2 separate regions of the Homo sapiens genome follow, and region 1 is linked to region 2. The links are chromatin contacts, found by Hi-C or POLR2A ChIA-PET in ENCODE. All regions are on one chromosome and are shown on one strand. Each heading gives the region's core, a stretch centred on a gene start or an enhancer-like site at or near the end of the contact. The rest is flanking DNA. Distances are from core to core; before and after follow the strand shown. Region 1 holds the start of SNHG19 (small nucleolar RNA host gene 19). Region 2 holds the start of METTL26 (methyltransferase like 26).

What was found. A loop is a pair of places that touch in the nucleus more often than their neighbours do. ChIA-PET counts read pairs that join two places held with the same protein, here RNA polymerase II (POLR2A). Pooled maps may share reads with other maps.
Region 1: a pooled map shows a loop between it and region 2 (33-fold over the local background). The contact joins the promoter of SNHG19 here to the promoter of METTL26 in region 2. A Hi-C loop is called at or near these places in 8 of 50 pooled maps. POLR2A ChIA-PET finds 5 or more read pairs at or near these places in 2 of 52 experiments (CD4-positive, alpha-beta T cell and PC-9).

The regions. Positions count from the first base shown.
Region 1 is chr16:2,153,572-2,157,393 of GRCh38, forward strand. It overlaps SNHG19 (small nucleolar RNA host gene 19), which reads right to left and starts at 1,787. Exons shown (of 2, transcript NR_132114.1): 1 at 1,572-1,787; 2 at 1,211-1,351. RAB26 (RAB26, member RAS oncogene family) reads left to right here. Exons shown (of 9, transcript NM_014353.5): 9 at 1-594. It overlaps TRAF7 (TNF receptor associated factor 7), which reads left to right and starts at 2,211. Exons shown (of 21, transcript NM_032271.3): 1 at 2,211-2,287. SNORD60 (small nucleolar RNA, C/D box 60) reads right to left here and starts at 1,534; the gene lies at 1,452-1,534. RefSeq lists enhancers at 1,576-1,775, 2,646-2,745, 2,756-2,895, 2,819-3,400, 3,401-3,822 and a silencer at 2,256-2,345.
Region 2 is chr16:635,052-638,872 of GRCh38, forward strand. It overlaps METTL26 (methyltransferase like 26), which reads right to left and starts at 1,254. Exons shown (of 6, transcript NM_032366.5): 1 at 1,043-1,254; 2 at 561-723; 3 at 230-289. The coding sequence starts at 1,239. TRG-CCC2-2 (tRNA-Gly (anticodon CCC) 2-2) reads right to left here and starts at 1,755; the gene lies at 1,685-1,755. It overlaps LOC100287175 (a long non-coding RNA gene), which reads left to right and starts at 1,901. Exons shown (of 4, transcript NR_149003.1): 1 at 1,901-2,005; 2 at 2,972-3,075; 3 at 3,758-3,821. RefSeq lists enhancers at 194-853, 2,284-3,058 and silencers at 916-1,095, 1,146-1,265.

The sequences.
Region 1 (3,822 bases), core at 537-3,036, 1.5 Mb after region 2:
TCCCAGCAACAGTCCCAACAAGCAGGCTTCTGAGAGCCCGTGGCCGCACACTGGCCGCCACGGAAAAGCAGTCTTCTGCACGGGACGGGGAGCGGCAAGTGGACAGACTTTGCCACGGTGCTCTGCTGCCCCCTCCTGGGCACGTCCAGGTGAGGGAGGGCTGGGGCTGGCACCACGCACAGTGCCTAACCCTAGAAAAGCCATGTCTTCAGCCGCACATGCTCAGGCAGCTAAGGGAGGACGCCTGCCCACGCCTGGGACAGAAGGCTTCACTGCTAATCACATCGTGCATCTGTGTGTCCTGGGAGCTGCCTGCTCCCGGCCCACCCTCTAGGAGGCTCTGGCTCAAACAGCAATAGGGTCTTCCTCACTGACCTTGGAGGATGCCTGTGGCCTTGTGATAAAATGTGGGAAATCACAGAAAACACCAGAAACAACAACTGCCAGCCCGGCCTGGCCACAGGTGAGGTCTGTGATTTCCGAGCACGCTCCACCTTGCACTCAACTTGGCCTTTTGATTGCACAAGCCTTTGTTTTCAGTCCTAGTGAATAAAGTTGTGTTTTCTGGAGCGTCTGTCTCATCTGTTGAAAAAAATCCACTTCTAGAGCAGGATGCTGGAGTTTGAGAGACTCAGCAAGGCCCAGAACCCTCAGCAGGTGTGTGGCTACCATTCCTCCATGGCCCATGGCTGCCTCCCTAAGGAGGCACATGGGAACCCTAGGTGGTGTCAACTTCCCTCCACAAATCTCAAAAGCCTTTTTGGACTCACCCTGGGGCAAAAGGCATGAAAAACAGTATTTGACTGGGCGTGGTGGCTCACACCTGTGATCCCAGCACTTTGGGAGGCTGAGGTGGGCAGATCACCTGAGGTCAGGAGTTTGAGACCAGCCTAACACGGAGAAACCCCGTCTCTACTAAAAATACAAAATTAGCCGGGCGTGGTGGTGGGCGCCTGTAATTCCAGCCATTTGGGAGGCTCAGGCAGGAAAATCGCTTGAGGTGGAGGTTGTGCCATCGCACTCCCGCCTGGGAAACGAGCAAAACTCCGTCTCAAAAAAAAAAAAAAAAAATCACGGGCAGAAATGGAGAAGGCAATCCCAAGAGATGAAAAGTCACTGGTAACGAGCTTCCGTTTTCATGTCTGTACCCTTTTCCAAGATTGCCTGTGGATCAGCCAGACCTCTGGGGTGCCAGAATAGGAAAATAAAGACACTTGAGAGAAAACCGAATCAACTCACTACCTTTCTTTATTGCTAAGCACTTCAATAGACACAGCGCCCACCTTACCGCTAGGCCCTCCGGATTGAGGTTTACTTAGGTTCAAAACTTGCAGCCGGCTCGCGACGAAACCTGAAAGTCAGCGCCAAAATACAGACATTAAGTCCCCACTCCTTCGTTTCGGGCAACACCTGTTTCCACTCTCAGCTCCCCGTCAGGAGTGCGCACCCTCAAGCCTCAGTCTTGCTAAATAATCAGACTGCACGTGCAGTTTTCATACGAGGTGTCAGAAGTCAAAGCAATTCATCACAGACTGGGAGAATAAGGGAACCCAAGCCCGGCCCAGTCTTACCTGCAGGTAGCTGAGGGCCTGAGATTCGGGAAGAAACCTTTAAACGCTAAGGGACAAAGTGGTGCGTAGGCCAGGCCTGGACGCCCAGGGACCTGGCCGGCCTGCAGCGTTCGGACGGCCCTCAAAGCCACGCTCGTGGCTCAGTTCGTCCCAAGATCGTAGCACATGGCGAACGTATTAACAAACCTCTTCCCCCTCGGACTCGACCCCGAAAAGACAGGGGCGGGCGAGGCTCAAGCTTTTATAGAAACTGTCCCACCTCTGTCATTGGGCTATCCTGGCGGAAGTGCCCGCCTTCCCCCGCCGCTGGTACGCTCCGCTCCCTGCCGCGTTGTTTCCACCAATCGTACCGTGGCATTTCTTTTGGAGACGGTCTCTCAGACCCAGACCCGAAGCTCCTCCCTTATGCAGAGTCCGTGAAGCCTAACGGTGAGTGACGGATGAACAAAGCCAATCAGACTTCGATCTGCAACATAGAGTGATTCTGAAGCTGCCATTCCCGCCCCGCGACGACGAGGCCGCCGGAAGTCGTAGTTTCGGAAGTGCGGCGCGTGAGGCAGCCGTCCGGGCCCGGAGAGGCGGGGAACTACACGTCCCGGCGGGCGCAGCGGCCTGGCGCTTCCGGCTCGCGCGTCTAGTCCCTTTCCCGGCCGGCGGCCGAGGGGGCATCATGAAGCGGGCTGGCGGCGCTGCCGCTCCCGGGCGGCCGCGGGCGGGTGAGTGTCCCCGCGGCGCGCCCGACCCGGGGCTCGCGCCTCGGGACCGCGCGGTGGGGCGGGATCGGGCGCGTGGAGATCGAGGCGAGGCGAGGCGAGGCGAGGGGTCGGGCCGGGGCGGGGAGGGGGGGGCGGGGCTGAGACGGTCGGGGTCGGGGTCAGGGTCGGGGTCCGCGTCGCTGTCCGTCCGCCAGTCAGTAGTCCGTCCCTCGCTCCGTCCTGTTCTCGCGCAGTTCTTTACTCATTCCTTCTTCCTGCATTCCCCGAGACTCCCGGGTGCCAGGCACTGTTCTGGGCGCCGGGAGACCGCGGAGAACACGGTCCCAGTTCTCCTGTGCTCGGCGTCTGCTGCAGGGTTCCCCAACCTCCGCACCATCGACCACGCGGCCCGGGTCGCTTTTTGCTGCGAGGAGCTGCCCTGTACATTGTAGGATGTGGAACAGCTTGCCTGGCTCCTGGCCGCTAGATACCAGTAAACACCACCCCTTCCTCAATTGCGATAACAAATGTCTCCATGCATTGGCAAATGCCTCCTGCGGAACAACTCCCCCCATCCCCCATCTAGACAGACAGGGTGGTGGGATTGACAATAGGTAGTTAAAATCATGGGGAGCAGCGGTATGTGCTGTGAAAGAAAGAAAGAGGGTGCTGAAAAAGTGAGTACTGGCCGGGGGTAGGGGCGGCGCTACCGTTAGCCAAAGGCCTGTTGGAGAAGCAGCCAGTCCCAGGACATGCAGGAGGAGCATTCCAAGTAGAAAGAGCCAGATGTACATAGGCCTGGGGTGAGAAGGGGCCTGACGCACCCCAGCAAGCACTGGCAAGTGGAGAGGTGAAGTCGATGAGGCCGGACCAGGCTCACAGGGTGCATGGTGGGGTGGGGCGGGGGGGTTATTATGCTGGCAAATGACTTGGGGTTGAGGAAGCGCTGGAGAGGCGGTCCGATCTAGGTCCAGTAAAGAGCTTTCTAACTGTGTGTGGACCACAGACTTCAGAGTTCACTGGGGAAGCAGGAGAGAGGGAGGCTAGGCCATCGTCTCCTAGTCCCCACTGGGGTCCTGCTGTCAAGATACGGTTGTCTTGAGCCAGGCCAGAGTGGTCAGCTGGGGTTGAGTCTGGAGTCCAGGGGCAGGGGCCTGCTGGAGCCCACCCTGCTCTTGGGGGTGAGGGGCTGCTGGCTTGCTCAGGAATTTCATGCCGCCCAGCCTGTCTGCCCACCTTTCTCACTACCCCTCAGACCCCTTCCTGGGCACACACAGGCCCCCTAGCCCTCGCCAAGTGAGGAGCCTCCCTCTTCCTCATTCCTTCTCTTTGGGCCTCTCCCTTCCTAGACCCCTTCCCTGTGCCTCTCTGTTGCGAATATCCTGACTTCACTGTTCTGGGCATTCATAGTTCTCTGTGGAAGCCTCGGGCCCCGTGTCCTGAGGGGGAGCAGTGGTATGGGCAGCCTGGCCTAAGGAGGGGAGGGGCTGGGAGTCAGCACCCCAACCTGACGCCCCAACCTGAGGGTCTCTGGTGAAGTGACTTCCACCGTGGCC
Region 2 (3,821 bases), core at 4-2,503:
GGCACCCCCTCCCTGTCCCCAAGAGGGAGTCAGCCAAGGCCAGCCTGGTGGGCAAGGGGGTAGGGAGGCTGGCAGATGACCCAGGGAGGGGTACAGACTGGAAGTGGAGGGGAGGCCGTGCTGGTGGCTGGGCGGGGGGCAGGGAGCCCAGGAGGGAGGACTCTCAGCAGGGCAGGAGACAGCAGCTAGGACTGGGAGCGGGAGGCCCGCCGTGGACAGGCCCACTCACCCCGTAGGTGATGAGCAGGGCCCTGGGTTTGAGCAGGTGTCCTGCTGCTCTGAAGAGCCCCTGGTGAGTAGGAACAGGACGGCAGTGAGGTGCTGCCCCCAACAGAAGCCAGGCCCTGAGGCTGGAGACCCTCACCCCGACTGTGATGGGGGAGGCTGGAGACCCTCACCCCGACTGTGATGGGGGAGGCTGGAGACCCTCACCCCGACTGTGATGGGGGAGGCTGGAGACCCTCACCCCGACTGTGATGGGGGCAAATCTGGCATCCCAGCTGCCCCCATGCAGGGTGAGTGGTGCCACGGCAGACACCCATGCTGGGCTCCCCACAGACCTCCGTGCAGCGCAGGGGGCTGACATGGGCCATGTTGATGCAGAGCAACAGGTCCAGCGACTGTGGCAGGATCCCGCCCCAGTGCTCCCAGCCCCACGTCACGTCCAGGTGTAGCGGGGCCTTCACGTTGGTCAGGCCCTGGGCTTGCGTGGTGGCCGCGATGCTGCAGGAGGCGAACGCTTGGGTGGGGGCCGAGTCCTGTGCACCCGCCTTTCCGACGCCCCCACAGAATTTCTTAGGGGAGGCTGGGGGGCACGTTGAGGAGCGGAGACCAAAGCGGCTGGGAAGGGGGACCCCGAGGTCCACCCACTTCCGCAGCCGCGGGGGCCGCACAGCTAGGGCCTGCCCCGGGGGCACCCCCAGGCTCCCACCCCGCACCCTCAGAGCCCGAGCCGCATCCTTTTCCTCCGGGGCTGCGGGCCGTGGGCTCTTGAGGCCCCGGACCGCCGCACCGATAGAAGTGGCCGCCCCGGGGGCCGCACCTGTCCAGGCAGCGCTGGTCCACGTCCGACGGCTGCCACTCGGCCAGGGGGAAGGCCCGCGCGAAGTGCGCTGCGTGCTGGCCGGAGCCCGAGGCCACCTCGAGGACGCGGACGCCACGCTGGGCCGGATCCAGGTACTGCCGCAGCACGTGCAAGATGGGATCCTTGTTCCGCTCCGCGGCCGCCGCCACCAGCATCGCGGCAGCAACAACTCCCCGCCGCGGACGCGGCGCGGGTCGCGTCGGGGGCGGTGGCCGGGCTTCCGCGGGGCACGTCGGGAGCTGTAGTCCAGATACCGCGGGGCACGTCGGAAGCTGATAAACTACAACTCCCAGGAGCACGCGCGCCTCCTGTTAAAGGACCAGCAGTCGCCAGAGGCACGGTGGGGAGCGGCTCAGCGGTGTGTGGCGGTCCCAGGCAGGGGACTGAACGGCGAGCTTGGCTTGCTGGTTTACAGGCGCCTCAGCTCAGGCACCCTGTCGCCCATGGCCGTCCAGGGTTTTCAGGGCACCTGTGTCACTCTCCGAAATTTGTGTCAGCGCTGCGCCAGACTGGGCGCCTTCCCTTGGTTTCGGGTTTTCTCTACTTTTAAATTTCTGGCGTTAGCGAGAGTTCGATGTTCAAATGGGAAAAAAAACTAAGTGCGCCGCCCGGGAATCGAACCCGGGTCGCAAGAATGGGAATCTTGCATGATACCACTACACCAGCGGCGCTGTCTAAGACAGTTGCTGCCCGCGGAGACAAGAGACTGTGACGCGGGAAGTCCTCCGGGCGTGCGCCGCCGCTGGCGCCGGGCTCAGCGCAAGGGAGCTGGCGACTGCATAGGAGGACCCAGCTGGCGGGACCGCGAGGGTAAGAGTCTCGCGGTGCCCCCCAGTGCCGGAGGGGAAGGAGCGGGCGTGAAGGACGCGAGCTGGAGGACAGTCTCGATTCGGGCCTGAGCCGTGGAAGCCGTTGGCCTTCGTGAGCCGATGGGGGCGAGGCCCTGTCGGGGCGGGGCTGGGGAGAGGGCGGGGCTGGGCTGGGGCCCCCTGTTGGTCCGAGTTTAGGGCGGGGTTGCCGGAGGGGCGGGGCCATATCGGGGCGGGTCCGAGAGGGGAGGCGGGGCTGGGGGGCGGGACATGAGTGTGGACTGGCGGGTTGGGGCGGGGCCAGAGCGGGGTTGCGGCAGGGGCGGCAGGGGCGGCAGGGGCGGCAGGGGCGGCAGAGGGCGGGGCGGGCGGTCCCAGCCTGCAGAACTGGGCGGTCTGCGGGAGGGGCACGAATAATGCCCCAGGGTTTCTCTGTGACACTGGGGTAACAGCACCAGCTCAGGGCCCACGGATAGCGTGAGGGGTCGGTCGGTGACCCCCGAAATCAAGTCACAGGCCGCGATTTATGTGCGCCCGAGGGTTGGGGTCCCAGCCTCAGAGCCGGGCTCTTCTCCAGAAAGTGCCAAGCGCCTGGCTCTGCATTCAGGACTGGCTTAGCGCCTTTGCTGAGCCGTTTTTCACCAATGGGAACCCCATATCGCTCTGGCTAGGGCAAGGACGTTGGAAGGGGTAAACCAGGGAGGGCCAGTCACGTGGCTCAGGGTAGGAGAGTGGCTTACAGGCTGCCAGTCTGGGACTGGGAACGCGGGCCATGGGGGGCTCAGGGAGTCAGGGGTCAGGGACAACCCTGCCAGGAGATGTTGGTGTCCGCCGTGGTGGTGACTGGCCAGACCCTGCAGCAGGCTCTGCGGCCCAAGCCCACGCTTTCCTCGCCTGACTGGCCGCCTCCATCTCTCTTTCTGTGGGCTGAGCACTTTCCCTGCGCCTCCTTCAATGCGCACCCTGCCCCCAACCCCCACCTCGAGGAGAGCCCCAGGAGGAGGGACCTATGATGACCAGTGGTTCTCCTGGGGCCCATGCACCTCTCCTCACCCAGATTTCACCTGGGCTTCCCTAGGCACAGGAAAGAGGAGCCCGAGATCAGTCTCTCTGCGCCTCCCTGCTTCCCCCCTTGAATGGAGCTGCGTTCAGGAGCTGCCTACAGTGCCCAGCGCATGGCAGGTTTAGTGTTGCCTGACTTCAGATATGGCCTATTGTTGGGGCTGGATGTTTGGGCCTCGTGGCTTGACCACCAATGGCTGAAGCAAACGCTAGCTCTGCTGAGCTCTGGGCCAGCCCAGCTTGTCCTTGCCGCCTGCAGTGGGCCCCAAAGGTGGGGGGCCGCCTTCGGGAGCCTGTGTGAGCTCGGGTTATGCCCTTCCCCACATGGGGCTTCCCTCCCCAGCACCGCCCTCACTCTAACTCAGCTGGTCCTTGCTGCCAGGTCTTCCACAGGAGCATATGCCCTCAGGCTGTGCACAGGCCCCCCAGCACCCCGTCCTGCCTCCCTGGCCTGTGTGAGTGATTGCGCTGAAGGCCACTGGGAGAAGCCAGGGCAGGACGCAGGCTGCACAGATGACGGGGATCACACTGGCCTTCCTTGAAGGACACGATGCCCGATGCTGGTGGGGGGAGGGCAGAGCCAGGTGGGGGGAGGGGAACTGGGGGAGTGGGGAAGGTGGGGGCAGGGGTGGGGGTGGGAGGTAGAAAAGAGTCCGTGAGGAGTCCTTCCTAGGGGGCGTCTCAGGCTTGGCCTCCCTGGCTGTGGCTTGCCATCTCCTTTGCCCTCTGAGGGCCACAGGCCTGGCCCAACCCTGCAGAGAAGGCAGCTGGGGATGGAAACCTCTTTCCTTCCGCTCTTCAGCCATGCTGAGGAGGGGTACAGGGCCAAGAGACACCTGGGTCAGAAGCTTCCCTGAGGGCCTCCC